2 separate regions of the Mus musculus genome follow, and region 2 is linked to region 1. Evidence: chromatin loops called from intact Hi-C (ENCODE). Cell type or tissue: gastrocnemius. All regions are shown on one strand. Each heading gives the region's core, and the rest is flanking DNA. Links, peaks and the distances in the headings are about the cores only. Region 1 holds the start of Stbd1 (starch binding domain 1). Region 2 overlaps Ccdc158 (coiled-coil domain containing 158).

Evidence for each region. Peaks named below come from ENCODE experiments on the same cell type or tissue, not always from the same donor. Only the 100,000 strongest peaks of a DNase experiment are listed, where the experiment ranks them.
Region 2: it touches region 1 in a loop (2.2-fold over the local background); 3 of 42 quality-filtered maps call a loop at or near these places.

What each region holds. Positions count from the first base shown.
Region 1 is chr5:92,598,663-92,606,999 of GRCm38, forward strand. Stbd1 (starch binding domain 1) reads left to right here and starts at 4,389. Exons shown (of 2, transcript NM_175096.3): 1 at 4,389-4,675; 2 at 6,220-7,917. The coding sequence starts at 4,447. The coding sequence ends at 7,007. In gastrocnemius, for the core only: a CTCF peak has its summit at 4,869; DNase peaks (open chromatin) are centred at 4,399, 4,831 and 6,381; H3K4me3 peaks cover 3,599 bases; H3K27ac peaks cover 4,624 bases.
Region 2 is chr5:92,651,448-92,659,784 of GRCm38, forward strand. It overlaps Ccdc158 (coiled-coil domain containing 158), which reads right to left. Exons shown (of 25, transcript NM_001360018.1): 8 at 8,236-8,337; 9 at 6,422-6,536. Among named protein-coding and RNA genes, the nearest start is that of Ccdc158, 20 kb to the right of the region's middle. In gastrocnemius, for the core only: a CTCF peak has its summit at 5,006; a DNase peak (open chromatin) is centred at 5,009; H3K4me3 peaks cover 396 bases.

The sequences.
Region 1 (8,337 bases), core at 96-8,095:
GGGACATCTTCTGGATATATGCCCAGGAGAGGTATTGCGGGATCCTCCGGTAGTACTATGTCCAATTTTCTGAGGAACCACCAGACTGATTTCCAGAGTGGTTGTACAAGCTTGCAATCCCACCAACAATGGAGGAGTGTTCTTCTTTCTCCATATCCTCGCCAGCATCTGCTGTCACCTGAATTTTTGATCTTAGCCATTCTGACTGGAGTGAGGTGGAATCTCAGGGTTGTTTTGATTTGCATTTCCCTGATGATTAAGGATGTAAAGAACTCAAGAAGGTGGACTCCAGAAAATCAAATAACCCCATTAAAAATGGGGCTCAGAGCTGAACAAAGAATTCTCACCTGAGGAATACCGAATGGCTGAGAAGCACCTGAAAAAATGTTCAACATCCTTAATCATCAGGGAAATGCAGATTCTCCATTTCTAAAGGTTTCATCATTACCAAGTAGCTCAGCCTGGAGTCCGTCCAGGTGCCAAGATGAGTCAGAGGTTTGCAAACAGTTGCAGTTAGAAAATGTCTCTATGAAACCCGAGGCCGGGAGGCGCCAACGTGACCGATCTGCAGAGAGGGTGTTTGCCTGTGGAGAATGTCATGTGGAGGGAGACACAGGCGCAGAGTTTGACAGAAACGCACAGGTGCTGTGGTACATTCCCAGAGAGCCAGGGCTTGGAGAGAGAGGAGTTGGAACCAGCAGCTCGTCTGCTATGCTGGAATATTCCCGGAAGGCAACCATGATGTCATGCATCCAAATTCACATACTTCTAAAAGGTTATGTGTTGAAATGTGAACACGGTTTAGGCACCACCAGGATTTGGTATAGCCAGAGCCTCTGGGCCCTGGGGTCTGGGGAGGCTCTGAGTGGAATTCTGAGCCGCGGGGAGCACTGCCAAGCTTTAGGGAAGACTTTGAGCAGGGTTAAGCCAAGAAGAGTTGCAGAGTGCAGTGGAGCCTAAATAGACGGAGGTACTCAGATGAGGTTCGAACAGGGTACAGACACTGAAACCAATAACACAGAGGGTGGTGGAAAGGGAGGTTTACTCTGTCCCACTCTTAAACACCTCTCTCCAGGGAGAGAGCTGGTAAGTAGGGAGAGGTTTTGCACACTAAGCAATTCTTAAATTCACAGGATATCAACTCGATGTCCTCCCTTTTAACACAGTTCTGACACTCTACCCCGAGTCAGTTTTGATCTCATACGTTAAAGAACTCAGTTTAAGATTCTCCCCATTTCAACAATCAATCGCAAGTTCATGAGTTTTCTGCTTCTATTGGCTGATGAACTTCCAGGATCCAACAACCATTTCCTTGGGTTTCATGATTTGCTAGAATTCAAGGAAACATCATTCTAATTTTCTTTCATCTATATCTTTCTGACTATCCACCTACCTATCTTCTTTTTGGGAATCATGAATTCACAGAACTCAAGGAAACCATGGGTTTATGCTCACTGGATTATAATGGAAGGTATGCGCTATGGTTTGGATATTCCAAACTGTATATGGTGAACCCAAGTTCACCGTTAGATCTCTAATTAAAGACATGAAATAGAGTTGACAAAGATCATACCACGTTCTATGTCTGTAGTGCTTGCAAGGCACGTGGGGATCTGTATAAGTTAAGAAAGCCACTGTGGATGGAAAGAGCCAGCGAGGGCGGGGCCGAGAGGTCAGGAGGGCAGGCTTTTGCTGTGAGATGCAGGGTCATTGGGCAGTCTTCCATGAAGGTCTGACATGGTTGCAGTTGGCTCTATTAGCCTCTAGTTTGAAGACAGGCATCATGTAGGGGCTTGTGACTCAGTATAGCTGTAGTGATGTCTTCACCTGAGTGAGTTTGATTGGATGTGTTTGTCAGGTAGCTCATCCTTTCTCCTCTTCTTTTTTTTTTTTTTTTTAAAGATTTATTTATGCTGGGCATGGTGGTGCACGCCTTTAATTCCAGTACTTGGGAGGCAGAGGCAGGCAGATTTCTGAGTTCGAGGCCAGCCTGGTCTACAAAGTGAGTTCCAGGACAGCCAGGGCTACAGAGAAACCCTGTCTTGAAAAACAAAAATATAAATTAAAAAAAAGATTTATTTATTCATTTATTTTATACATATGAGTATACCACCATTACACTCTTCAGACACACCAGAAGACAGACACCATTACAGATGGTTGTGAGCCACCGTGTGGTTGCTGGGAATTGAAGTTGGGACCTCTGGAAGAGCAGTCGGTGCTCTTAACTGCTGAGCCATCTCTCCAACCCATCCTTTCTCTTCTTATTATGCTTCTCTATATTATCTGTGTGTCTCTCCTCTTCTACCTCTCTGTCATCTACATTTTTCTGACTATCTATGTAACTTCTTTGCTTGGATCTTAAATTCTTTAAAATTTTAAATTAATCTTAAGTATACTTTGATCATATTCTTTCCTCCCTTTCAGCTCATCCCAGAACCTCCCTGTCTTCTTACCCACCCAACTTCATGTCTCCCCCTTCTCAAAAACAAAACAAAACAAAAAAACAACAACAAAACAAACAAACAAACAAACAAACAAAAACCAAAATGAATATAGAAACACAAACTTAAAAAAAGAAAATTAATAAGACCAAAAAAAAAAAACCCCCAAATCAAACAAAACAAAAAGTATACACACACACACAAATCCCCAAATGAAACCTGGAGCTTGTGTGTGTCAACCATCTACTCCTAGAATGTGGCTGATATACCCAGTGAGACTCCATTGGAGAAAATGGATTTTCCCCTTCCAGCAGGCAGCAATTGCAAGTGGCTTCTTGGTCAGGGGTGGGACTTGGTGCTCACTCCCCCCACTGCCTTCAGTGCTGGGATTCTCTCTGGTTTGGGCTTCTGCAGGTGTTTTTCAAGTCGTTACAATCTCTGTGAGTGCGTAAGTGTTTCGAGTCCCGTTGTATCTGCCAGACACTGTCTCGGTGGAGTTATCCACTACCCCTGGCTTCCTTCTTCCACCATCCACCTCCTCTTCCACTTAGATCCCTGAGCCTTTAGGGGATAATTTAAAAAAGTCATCCCATTTAGGACTGAAAGCTCCAAAGTCTCTCTCTCCACACGGTCCAGTTGTGGGTCTCTGTGCTAGTTCCCCTCTACTGCAGGAAGCAGCTTCTCTGAGGAGGGCTGAGTGATGCTCTGATCTACAGGTATAGCAACAGTCTATTTGAAAGTTAAATAATTTAATAATAAAACAGGAGTCAGTATTGCTCTGTTCTCCACCTCTCTACCAGTTGCAGCCTATGCCAAGAGAGGAGCAACCCACCAGGAAGTCTCTCTCAGGAGATGTGTGATCTCTTGTGATCTCAGTGATCCAGCGAGGTGCACTGTTGAGTGATTGATCCTCCCAGAGGGAGCCATGTTAGCAATAATTGCAAGGCATATACTTTCCAGCTGTGGCCTCAGCAACAGGATGTATGTGTTTAAAGGAAAGACTCCAGGTAAAACACCCGGCTCTTTACCCTGAGTAGTGTGCACATCAGCACAGCAGTGTGGTCCTTCCTTCACAGGATTTCTGTTGTGTGAGGACCAATTTAAGTTCATACACAAAACACTTTGACTATATGATGCTTTGATAAAGGGTTGCTGCTTTATTAATATTTACTTGTAGGGGCTCCGTGTCTGGGCAACATCCAGTTCAGCTGGGTGGGTGGGTGTGCAGCAACACGCGTGGCGAGAGAGAGAGAGAGAGAGAGAGAGAGAGAGAGAGAGAGAGAGAGAGAGAGGAAGAGAGAGAGAGAGAGGAAGAGAGAGAGAGAGAGAGAGAGGAAGAGAGAGAGAGAGAGAGAGAGGAAGAGAGAGAGAGAGAGAGGAAGAGAGAGAGAGAGAGAGAGAGAGAGCGCCAGAGCCTGTAACTCCCCACTGGAAACGGGAGAGAATTTCGAGTTTGAGGCAGCCTGGGGTACGGAAAGACTTCTAGGCTAGTCTAGAACCTTTTTTTAAAAAAAAGAGTGTAGGAGGTCCCAGAGGTAAAGGCGAACAAGATTGGCGGAGGTGGTGGGCCTTTATGTAGAGATTTGAGAAAGCTGGGGATGGATTGGAGCTTCCCCTAAGCCCCTGCGCCCTCCCCACGATCCTTACTCTCTCCACCCCTAATTGTGCTAACCGTCCAGTGAGAGCCTTCTCCGGCCTCAGAGCTCCGGGCGCCCATCTCCTGGCTCGGAGCTGTGCGTAACCGGGCTCTTCTGGCGTGGGATAAAGTGGAGCGGGACCAGGTGTGGAAGGGCCGGCAGCGGTGATGGGAGTGGGCGAGAGCCGGGTTGCGGGGCGGGGCGAGCGGGGCGGGAGGCGGGGCCAGGAAAATTCGCGGCGGCCGTGGAAGGCTGGGCTGGCGGCCAAGAACCTTAAAAGGATGGGGCGGGCGGGGTGGGTGTGGCCGTTCGGGTGAGCGGAGCCCTGCACTGGGGCTCGTAGTCTCCCTCAGCCTCTCTCAGCCATGGGCGCCGTCTGGTCAGCCCTGCTGGTCGGCGGGGGTCTAGCTGGAGCGCTCATCCTGTGGCTGCTGCGGGGAGACTCTGGGGCCCCGGGGAAAGACGGGGTTGCGGAGCCGCCGCAGAAGGGCGCACCTCCTGGGGAGGCTGCGGCCCCGGGAGACGGTCCGGGTGGTGGTGGCAGTGGCGGCCTGAGCCCTGAACCTTCCGATCGGGAGCTGGTCTCCAAAGCAGGTATTCTTCCTCCCCTCGAGCTAGTTGTTTTGAAGTTCTCCGGGGAAGGGGAAACGAAAGGCACTTGGAGCCATGCGGGTGGGTTCTGGTGGACCACCTTCCCCGACCTCGGACTGAACCTTCTTCAGCCCTCATCGCGTTCTGGGGTTGTCCTGTCCTGGAGAGGCCACGCGGGTCCTCCAGAGGCCGCGCCCAGCTTCTGCCGCCTCAGCGGGCACAGGCTCCTCCGCCTGGCCGCACTTGGAGCAGTGTACGAGGATGGCTTGGGGGGGGGGGGGCATCTCACAACTCTTCAGTTCCTGCTGAAGCTGAGAGGGACATCTTCTGAGTCCCAGTCGCTGACATACCACACCCCTCCTTAGATCTGGGGCTTATGAACACTCACTTCCTACTATCTGGGCAGCTTTTTCAGGAAAGTAAAATTCAGCTTAGACTTAGGTCATGAAGGCCACTGTAGCTGAGGCTTTGTGCTGGCGTGTGAACAAGTGGTGGCCTACTAGGGAATCGAACTCTGATGAGAATTGTCACCTAAGTTTAAATCTACATTTTAGAGACCCTGCATCAGGCAATCAGTGTGCACTGGCACAAACCCTTACCTCCTGTGCCCTTTGCCCAGCTGCCTGGCAGAACTTATTTTTAGTGGTGGTCATTTGTAGCTACTACGTGAAAATCTTTCCCACGGCTGGGTTTTGATAAAAGGTTCTTCAGAAAATTAGGACTCCAGAGTAATATTTGCTGACATCTCACTTTGAAGGTCATCATTAAAAAGAGGCAAACATGTAGCGCAGAGTTCTCCTAACCCCTGCTGATTTATGGTTTTAGGGCGGTCAGGCTTCTAGGAGAGGTCGCCAGGAATGAAGCCAGGGTTTTAGAGAACTTGGATAGTATACTTTTAAGAATAGTTTTTATAACTGTATGTACTTATTAAGGAGGGTGGGTGGGATGGGAAAATCTTGTGCTTGTTGAAGACATTACTTTTCCCTCAAGCCCTCCCCACCCCCACCACACCCCCCCCCCCCAGCTCCACTCAGTCTTGTTCTCGGTTTTCTTCACACTGACTGCTATGCTTTCCAGTTAGCTGGAGCTGGCCCGTCTTGTATTCACTGCCAGGGAGTTCAGGTGTACTCTCAGGTGCAGGGTAGCCATGTAATCCTTTGTTCTATAGAAGCCACCAGCATGTGAGGCTGGGCCTTGTGCTAAGCTCCTGCCCCAACCCTTGGACAGCATTTTTTTTTCTTCTTTTCTTTAAATGACAGGAGCCAAGTGACTTAACTTTGGATACCTGCCAACATGGTCTGGACTGTGGGAGACTTTGCAACTTGCCACTTCATTCTCTCTCATGGTGTGTGCTGAGACTCCCCAAGTGTGCTTTTGATCGTTGGCTCTACATGTGTGCTCTTAGAGCAGTGTTGGGAATGTTCAAATAGGTACTTGCTTTTTTTAAAACAGAGCCTTGAACTGTACATAGAAATAAAGACAAGAGCAAAAGTTTTCTGCGTCTTCCTTTGTGAACCACCTAATGTTACTGCCCTTTCCTTTCTTAGAGCATCTTCGAGAAAGCAACGGACATTTGATTTCTGAGAGCAAAGATCTTGGTAACCTGCCGGAAGCACAGCGGCTGCAGAATGTTGGAGCAGACTGGGTCAATGCCAGAGAGTTTGTTCCTGTTGGGAAGATTCCAGACACACACTCCAGGGCCGACTCTGAAGCGGCAAGAAATCAAAGCCCAGGATCTCATGGAGGAGAATGGAGACTCCCCAAAGGACAAGAAACAGCTGTCAAAGTAGCTGGCAGTGTGGCCGCAAAGCTGCCCTCCAGCAGCCTGCTTGTGGACAGAGCTAAAGCAGTCAGTCAGGACCAGGCAGGCCACGAGGACTGGGAAGTGGTGTCTAGGCACTCATCTTGGGGGAGTGTTGGTTTGGGTGGCAGTCTTGAGGCTTCTAGGTTAAGTCTAAATCAGAGAATGGACGACAGCACAAACAGTCTTGTGGGAGGAAGAGGCTGGGAAGTAGATGGGAAAGTGGCATCTCTGAAACCTCAACAGGTCAGCATCCAGTTCCAGGTGCACTACACCACAAACACCGATGTGCAGTTCATTGCAGTGACTGGAGACCATGAGAGCCTTGGGAGATGGAACACATACATCCCACTCCACTACTGCAAAGACGGGCTCTGGTCTCATTCTGTCTTCCTGCCTGCAGACACAGTGGTGGAGTGGAAGTTCGTGTTGGTAGAGAATAAGGAAGTTACTCGTTGGGAAGAATGCAGCAATAGATTCCTGCAGACTGGCCATGAGGATAAAGTGGTTCATGGGTGGTGGGGGATTCACTGACTCAGTTTTCAGAGCATCCAAGAGGCTGCAGCAGAATGTGGACAAGGCTAAGGCTTTAGAGCGCACTGCATAGCTTAAAGTAAAGGCGGTGTGATTCCAATTGTAGCCATCAGGGCTCTTTCAGATTTGCTAGTGTGGCTTTTGTCCAAAATGTAGGAAGATGTATGCCTGCAGATAATGCTTCCTGTAAGCTGGCACTTGTCCCTTATTGTATTGACTGGTTTGTGCTGACACATCAGGACTTGAGGAATTGATCATCCTGGGTAGTTGCATCTTGGGTAGTACACCTGAGGTATGGACTACATATGGGCAAGGAGCAACTAAGCAACTGCACGGGTACAAGGTAGAGCGCCCTTAGCAGCTCTTAGACTAGAAAGACTACAATAAGCCCCATCAAACACAGCTAAAGCAACACTGTTTACATCATACGGAACTGTGACCAGTAAGGATCGGAGTGAAACTCTAGACTTCCTGTTAGTTTTTATTCCATTTTAACTGCTGAGGATAGGCGAGACATTAGCAAGTACGCCTTTGTCTTAGTGGCTGAAAGCCTATTCAGAGGTGGTCACCCAGGAAGCAGAGCATGAGGGATTGAGGTGTGAGATGCTGAGGTGGTTTGAAGGGCTCCTTGAGGACTGGGAGTAACAGGTCTGAGTCTGGTACATCCCTCCTTTACCCACAGTGCCCTGGTTGGACCATCTCTGCTCACTGCTCCACCTCATTCCTACATGGGGTCAACAAATGGGCTGCCCCAGAGGCATCTTTTCCATCTGTTAACTCTTCACTCTCCTTACATACCAGCGAGTGAAATTCTCTATAGGACCATACTGAAGAATGTCTTTGCGCTGAGAAGAAATAATTAAGCTTTAAGTTATAACTGAATAAATAAATACTGAGTTTTAATATCTTTATTCAATGTCTCATTTGTTTCAATTTTAGCACTTGAACCTAGGTATAAAGGAGCTATATTTTACATAAAGAGAAAAGCAAGCCTCAAGTTATAGCAGATACCATAGGGAGAGTCTTGTCCCTCCCTCAGGGAGTTTTAAATGCTTTTTTTTTTTTTTTTAGAAAGTCTTAAATATTTTTTAAAACTTTGCTTAGAAGGGACTTTTTGAGGCGGAGTTTCTTGTAGCACAGGCTAACCCCAAAATTCACTCTCGGCCTTGGTGTTTTCAGACAGGGTGGGCCAGACTGGCCTGCGACTCCCTAGATACCTAAGGACGACCATCAACAGCTGCTTTTCCTACTTCTACCTTCCAAATGCACAAGTGAAATGAGTTTTCATGTGTTAACAGTCTATATTATCTATCAGCTAAGGCAGGTATTT
Region 2 (8,337 bases), core at 262-8,261, 53 kb after region 1:
AGAATGAGTGGATATCTATAGATTTAGAGTCAGGAGAATATAGCACTGGACAATTTAAGCTTCAAAACTTCATTCTCTTCAACTACAAACAGGAATGAGAGCCAGCTTTAATGAATGTATTTTTCCTTCAGTCAGGGCAGCTGTTTTTCTGAAGAAAGAGAAATGTAGTTCACTGAACCAATGATGTATCACAGAGGGATTCCTTTCACAAACTCAGCACTTCGCAGGTCTACAGGAGGGCATTGCCTTCAGGACCGCAAATGTTCCTACAGCCTTCAACACAGAGTGGAGATCCCAGACTACGGAGACTATGGGTTTTGATCTGAGCGGAGCCACACAATATGAAGAATTAGATAATGAACCATTTCATAAGAACATGTTAATACTTAGTGTTATGCAATGAACCTCACCATAGTTACAACTATTTAAAAAATAATCATCTACTTTCTAGAATTCAAAAAGGTTTCATACTGGCATAAATACTGCACATTTCTTCCTATTCCTAAGGCTATTAAATAGGCTTGAAAATTTGTGTCAAGAGTAAAACAGTTTGGATGTGATCAAACTTTCTTAACTGGAAAACATGACCAAGACAAATTTTTTCTTAATAACTTTTTATTTTTACTTGAAACAGATTCATTTAAAATGTTCATTTATTAAACCAATATATAGTCAATAATGACATTACACATATACACATACACATATATACCTATCTCCTTGACAAGAAAGCATACACGTGTAGGGCTTCTATATCCATTTACATGGATACATAAGTAATCTAAGAGCTAATATAGAAATATCATACAGTTATGCATTTGTCTATAATGTAGTATCAGCCTATAGAACTTAGAACATAAATTTTGACATTTACACTGAATATATGTTTAAGTTGGCTTTGAGTGATTATGTTATATATTAAAAATATTCCATGAGGGTTAAGTACATAAAGCACAAAGCTCTGACTGATTATGCTTTATAACGCTACAATGCATTCTCACAAGTATTAAGTACACATGAAATATTAGGTTATAGATTGTATTTGATTGTAAGATGCATTTTATAAACAATTTCACAAGAATTAATTGATTACTGGCTTGTTCTGCTATACCTAGCTTAAGAAGTATCTTTAACCTGAGATACAGCTCAGTGGAAGAGTGCCTGTTAGATTCAACCCCTAGTACTAAAACAAACAAACAAACAAACAAACAAACAAACAAAACAAACAAAACAACCAATACCCACACCAGTGAGAAAACTTTGATTCGTATGCCCCATCTGAGGGCAGATACAGAGAAAGATGGGAGTGTAACCTCTAACCTACGTGGCTTCTGAGCAAATGAATCATCAGCCGAGGTGGCCTTGTCAATTCAGTCTGAGAAGAAAGCCTGAGTGAGCACACTCAGGAGGGAGTAGGAGCCGCAACATCTTACTGCGTCACAGCAATTCTGTGGGCTGGCAGGCTCAGGGAGACTGTGCTGGGCTCTGGTCACATACCACCATGCCTCCACTTTGCTGAGGTACAATTTTTAAAGATGTTCTACATGGTCTCTCATGTTCCCTCCAATTGTGTACCTTTACTTTTTAAAAATATTTTTTCTTATTATTTAAGTTTTTCATGACTTATAAGAAAAGTATCAAAAAAAGATTAGACTGGATTCTATACGTCCTCTACGTTGGGCCCTAAGTTGAACAAAAGTCTTTAGTCTGAATCACCACTCTCCTAGCTGGGTGCAAACCTTCGCTCCTTGAGCAAAGGGTTATTTGTATATGTTCTTTCAAAATAGCTCTGTCTTTACTGCAAAAAGAAAAATCAAAATTGGGGTGGCTCTTTCACAATATCAAACTTGACAATAACAGGAGGCCAAAACTAGAGAGATAGGAGGGAGAGGGGGAGGGGAAGGGGAGGGCACACTTTCTGGCACCCACCTGCCCGTCGCCTGTCCTCCCCTCCCGTCCTCCGGCAAAGCACCCCCCTCCCCACCCCCCGGCTGGCAGGCAGGGACCTGGCTCTGTAGCTGTCAGTACTGACTCGGCTGCTAAGCTCTGCTTTTACCTTTCACTTTTTAGAGCACACACGCCTGTATGCACGGTGTGTGCATTAATCCATCGCTCGCACACACGGATGGACAGTGAAAGGGAAAACCAGTGGAGTCGCAGCCGAGCTGATACAAACAGCTGTAAGACAAAACTGCCAAGAAAAGCCTTCAGAATGTGCAGAAGCACGGACACGGGAGAGACAGACAGACAGACAAGCTTCCTCCTCCTTTCTTGCCTGGTTTTCCCTTTTCACCATCCATGAACAGACTTTTTGGGTTGGATCAGTACAAATTAGTACAAGATTTCTATTCAAATTTCACTGATTTTAGGAGTATCGGCCAATCACATCAAATCATATTACAGCTATGCTTTATTTTTTGTTTTTATGAGTGTGCTTTCTTTCGCTCTGATTCTGTGCTTCAGCTTGAAGCTGCACAGAACTCTGAAGCCGTTATACGCTCTGCTAGCACAGTGGACAGCTCCAGACAGTGCTGCTCCATCTTCACTATGGACTAGGCAATCCAGCACCAACTACTGTCAACACAGGATGAACTTAGAAAGATAGTGCTATGCTTTTGTTGTTGTTGTTGTCAAAAAGCGAAAGTTAAAAGTAAAGCCAAATCTACAGAGTCAATAGTGACAGCTTCTACTGGTCCAGATTCGTAAAGGGGAATTCTGGAGGCTCCTAAACGGAAAGAAAAGAATAGAAGACAGCATTATAGTAAAACACTTTTGTCAGCTTTTAAAAAGGCTACATCTAAAATTTTCCTAGATATAGAATGTCTGTTTTCACCAATATGAAATACTTGTTAACCTGAAAAAAATTATTCTTTGTAACAGCTTTTCTCTGAATTTCCACATTCTAGGTAGAAAAGTTTTGTTCAGGCTTATCAAAAACATCTTGTTTTTAAGGCAGTCTCAGGTACCTCAGGCGGTCTTAAACTCCTCATGTAGCCAAGGACAACCGTGAACCTCTCATGACCCTGCTCCTACTGCCCAGTCACTGGCATGTCAAGCATGTGCTACCGTGTTAGGTGTGCTCTAGCACACCATGTTAGCTATGTTCTGGGGGTCCACTCAGAACTAAGAATGCTAAGCAGGCACTCCCCCAACTGAGCTCTATCCTTAACCTTTCTGCATTATTTTCTTTGCTTTTTTTCTCTTGGTGTTTGAACATTATATACTAAAATCTGTACTGAAACACCAAAGGAGACCATGTATCTTAAGATTTTAACAACATGAAGTCACAATATACGAAAATTAAACAAACTGTGCACAAGAATATGCTTTTTAAATCCTGCTTCCAAGTCTTCCTAACAAAACCACTTCATAGTATGATATTTTGTGTTCCTCCAAATCAAATCCTCATTGTAACATGCCTGATCTTTGTTGCTCAGTTACACCAAGCAGGCAGCAGGAGTTGCTTCTCCAGGAGAGCCTAGTTATCCGTCAGCAGGTTCGAATCCCTTCAGTTAATGATGTATTTTATCAACACTTCAAGGATCTGATTAAACCTAGAAGCCCCTTTTTTGAGATGGGGCCTTAAGATGTAGCTCAGGCAGGCCTTGAATGTGCGAGCTTCCTAAATCAGCATCCCATGTGCTGGCTATCCTCCTTAGTAAGTGTTTACTACTTAAGACTGTCAGAAGTCAGGGCTGGAGACATGACCCAGTGGTTAAGAGCACTGACTGTTCTTCCAGAGTTCAATTGCCAGCAACCAACTGGTAGCTCAAAACCATCTATAATGTGATCTGATGTCCTCTTCTGGCATGCAGGTGTACATGCAGATAAAGCATTCATATACATTAAATAAATAAATACTTAAAAGAAGATTATCAAAAGTCTTGGTGAGAGCTGGGCGTGGTGGCGCACGCCTTTAATCCCAGCACTCGGGAGGCAGAGGCAGGTGGATTTCTGAGTTTAAGGCCATCCTGGTCTACAAAGTGAGTTTCAGGACAGCCAGGGCTACACAGAGAAACTCTGACTCGAAAAAACAAAACAAACCAACCAAACAAACAAACAAACAAAAAAGTATTGGTGATCAATTATTTACATTAGAACACATTAGGACAATAGTCCTAATATGTCAACATGATATATTAGACAAGATAAATAAGCAAACTGGATGAAGCTTATGAAGAGATCATTTTTTCAAGCTACAATATAATGAAGAACCATAGTAATTACAAATGACATAAGAAAACATAGGCGAATTGAGCTTGATTTAGTAGTTTGTGACTTTTCGGAGTCTTATGTCAGTAAATATCTGTCTTTTCAGAATGGTTTGGATAGTCAAGAATAACACTTTAAAAATAATAGCACCTTTTTACTGGACTATAATACAATGGTGCTCCTCTGTCTGTCAGATTATCATGTGACATCCTCCTAGCCATGCTTTATTGAGACCATGACCACCCTTCTGCTCTGGCTTCTGAAGGGAGGGTCATGCCCTTTGTATAGAGTGCTTTGTCTACAGGGAGTGGACAATCGCCATCAACACAAAGGTTTGTCCTGAGAAAAGAAACTAGAAGGCAAAAGTGAGCTTCTCTTGGCTTTATTGAGTTGGGTCCCGAGGGATGCTTTGAGGTAGTAGTAATTAAAATTATCTTGCCCCGAGACTAGAAGCTATACATAGAGATTTAAAAAGGATGGATGCTATTCAAACTACAACCCCTAGTTAATCATAAAATCAGTTTAATGATCTTCAACTCAACATCTGAAGAGAGAGAATACCACCTGACATTTAATAGAGGTAAATGGCTTTCTTCTCTTACTGCATGGACTCCCTTCCTGTGAGTAGTGATCAAGATGTTTGCAAGACATGGCTGGGGTGAGAGTATACAGTTCCTGTTAATTTCCTCTGCTGACTTTGATAAAACCGTGTGAAAATTTCCTCCTCTTGCTACAGAGTTAAAGGTAGACATCTAATGTACATCATTGAGCCAAGGAAGACAGCACCTCCCTGTGGTCATCACTGGAATGGCAGTGGAAGCTAAGCTGTGCTGTGCACAAGACAGTAAGTCAATGTGTGGAAGACAGTGCTGCACTGTCTGTCCATTAAGTCTGCCAGCACAGAGACCAGCTTCCTCTATTGCAGCTAACAGGATGGTTGTCATTTATGAAAGGGGTGGTAGCTGCATTACCCTCTATTCTAAATGACCACCCTAAAATAAATAACTAAGGTATAGGAAAAACTGTACCTGAGTTATCTCTGCAAGGCTCTCTAAAGCAGGGGTTCCCCGTCCTGATGCTGTGACCCTTTAATACAGTTCTTCATGTTGTGGTGACCCAACCATAAAATTATTTCATTGCTATTTCATAACTGTAATTTTGCTACTGTTATGAATCATAATATAAATATCTGATATGCAGGATATCTGAAATGCCACCTCTGTGAAAGGGTGAGCAGATCCCAAAGGGTGAGAACTACTGCTCTATGATAACCTAAGTGAACTCATCTTCCAAACATTCACAAAGTAAGACACTGTACAGTAAGTGGAACGCAACCACTTAAGGCAAACATCAACACCCTTCTCAGGGATGCAGAACATGACCTCCTCTGAAAGGCAACTCTTGTTTTTCTAGTTTTAGGAATTTCACTGTTTTCAAATGGTTGAAATTAACAAAAATCTAAGCTCTGAATAAATGGTTGATAATAATATGGAATCATGGAGATGGTGGGCATCCTGGAGCTGGAGCTGTGGGCTCCAGGGACTGGGAACCATATGCTGTGGGTGGCAGTAACTGAACTCAGGTCTCTCTGTAAAAGCAGTACACAATCTTGACTGCTGAGCCATCTCTCCAGACTCACCTCCTGCAAAATATTATTATCTGCTTTTAAAGAGAAATTATATGATGAAATAGGAAGACTGAGTTTCCTAATTTTTACTTTATTATTTTGAGTAATCTTAAAGTTTAGTTTTCTAGACACAAAAATGACTAGAAGTTGAAGGGATGAATTAAGCCCCCAAAGCATTGGTGGGAGACACAGACAGCTGGCCACACTTGCCAAGCCAAGCCTTAGCAAAAGATAAATGGCATAGTTCTATTCTTTACTTTTAACTCAATTTTGTGGTAGTGAGGATTAATCTAGAGCTTCAGGCATGCAGGAGTAGTGTTGTCCCTACACTCTGTGCTACTCAATTTATTATCTAGAAATTACCTGAAAAATATTTCTCAATCACTTTATAATGAATTTAAACATCAACTTAAATAAAAGTTTATAAGTTAACATATAATTTAGCATGTTTGTTTACCAACTAACACTGATTTTAAAAATATTCCTTTAGTTAGAAATTATTGATTGTTCATTTTCAAACAAACTATTAAAAATGATTCAATGTGCAAAAAAACAGCCCTTGGAAGTGATGTTTAAACTGACCTTATCTTCATACATCCTTTTGGACTCCCTCAGTTCAGAACGCAGCTGAGAAACAGTAGACTCTAAGTCACTGAGCTGGCGCATATACATGGAGTTCTGGTTCCTTGCCTGTTCTCTAAAAAGTGTTGAATGGGCAGAAAAGCAGATATCAAGTTAAGAATATGCATGGTACCCTATGGGCCCTCACATCTCTTAGATACTACCAGTAATGACTTTATATGGAGTCATTAGAACAACAGTCTTTCATTATACAAACTTGTTTCTTCTGAGTTACAGCTCAGGGTTGAGGACAATGCTTAGAGATATAAGTTAGGTGTGCTGCATGTAAAATTCTGTTAAATTCCAAGCACCTAAAACAAGTTACTTGCCAAAGCTCATGGTGTCTGTGTGTGTGTGTGTGTATGTATACATATACATATATGCATATATATACACATATATGTGTGTGTTCATTACATTATTCTCTACTTCTGCAATATGATTAAAAATATCAGCACTGGAGGTTAGAGAGATGGCTCAGTGATTATGAGTGTTAACTATGAAATCATGAGGAGAAGATTTACGACCCCAGCACCTACGTAACATGCTGTACATTCTGAAAATACCTAGAACTACAGCTCTCAGAACTCAGATGCTCTTTATGGTCCCCACATGCACATAGGTCCTTGTATGTGCACACACAGGTATACATACTCATATAAACACAGTAGACCTTTAAAATAAAAGGGCTATGCATAGTTTTTTGCATTAGTTCAAATTATAAAATTTCTTATGCACATATATTTTATGTATATACTTGGACATATATACCTATGTATAACTTTGTTCATAGATGCACACATAATTATACATATATGTGTGTATATATATACACACACACACACACTTTGTCCTATCATTTTAAATATGAACTCAGCAAATCCCAGGATTCATACATAGTGACACAAAAGCGTGTTACAGAAGTTTTATCACTTTTACATGGAAATTACTAAGCAACTTCAAAAAGGTATTAGGACAGCATACTAGAATAATAGCTGCAGGCCTGTCTCTTCAAAGAAAGAGGATGCTTACCTGTTCGCCTGGAATGCTGGGAAGAGTGTACTTTCCAACCTGGTGATACTTTGCTATCGGGCTCCACCCATATCCCTCAGAATTTATCTTTTGCTTATCCCAGCCCCTTTCCTCCTAAATCTTGAGCATTGCTTCTGGACCACAAAACCCATCCTTATGAGAGATGCCACTTGTACTTTACAGAAGCCTAAGTGACTGCTATGTTACCTTAGGGCCAGGCCAAAGCTGACACTCACAGACGTATTTTCCTTAGTCATTCTCCCCAGACCCTAAATCTTGGCCACTATCTCTACATCAATAGTACCCATCTTTGTACTTTGAAAAGAATTTCAATGTAAACATGTCTTAATCTCTGCTATACTCATGGGACTGAGATAATTATCAGAATTTTTTTCCCAAAGTTTTGCTGTGCTTATAGATGACTAAAATAAACCAACCGGCATCTGACCTTTGAGGTTTGGCCCAGCACCAGCTACCTAAGTTAGACTGAACCAACTTTCACTCTTCCCTCCCCTGGATCATTTCCCTATCAGCAATAAAACCTGCAGGGACACCCCTTCCCCTTGCAAGACTACAATCACAGATAACAGTAATGAGCTGCCAGGTGAGTTCTGGAACTCAAACCCAGGTCTGCTGCAAGAGCAACAAGTGCTACTGATGGCTGAGCCAAATCTCCAGTTTAAAATAATAGCTTTTATGTTACAATAAATGGAATCAATTTCAAACTACTAGTACACACATACTGAATGATTTCCAGCTGACTCTGGACACTGTTGGCTTGGCTTCGAGCACTGCTGGCTTTCTCCGTAAGTCCTGTTATCTCAACTTCATGTTCACTGATCAGC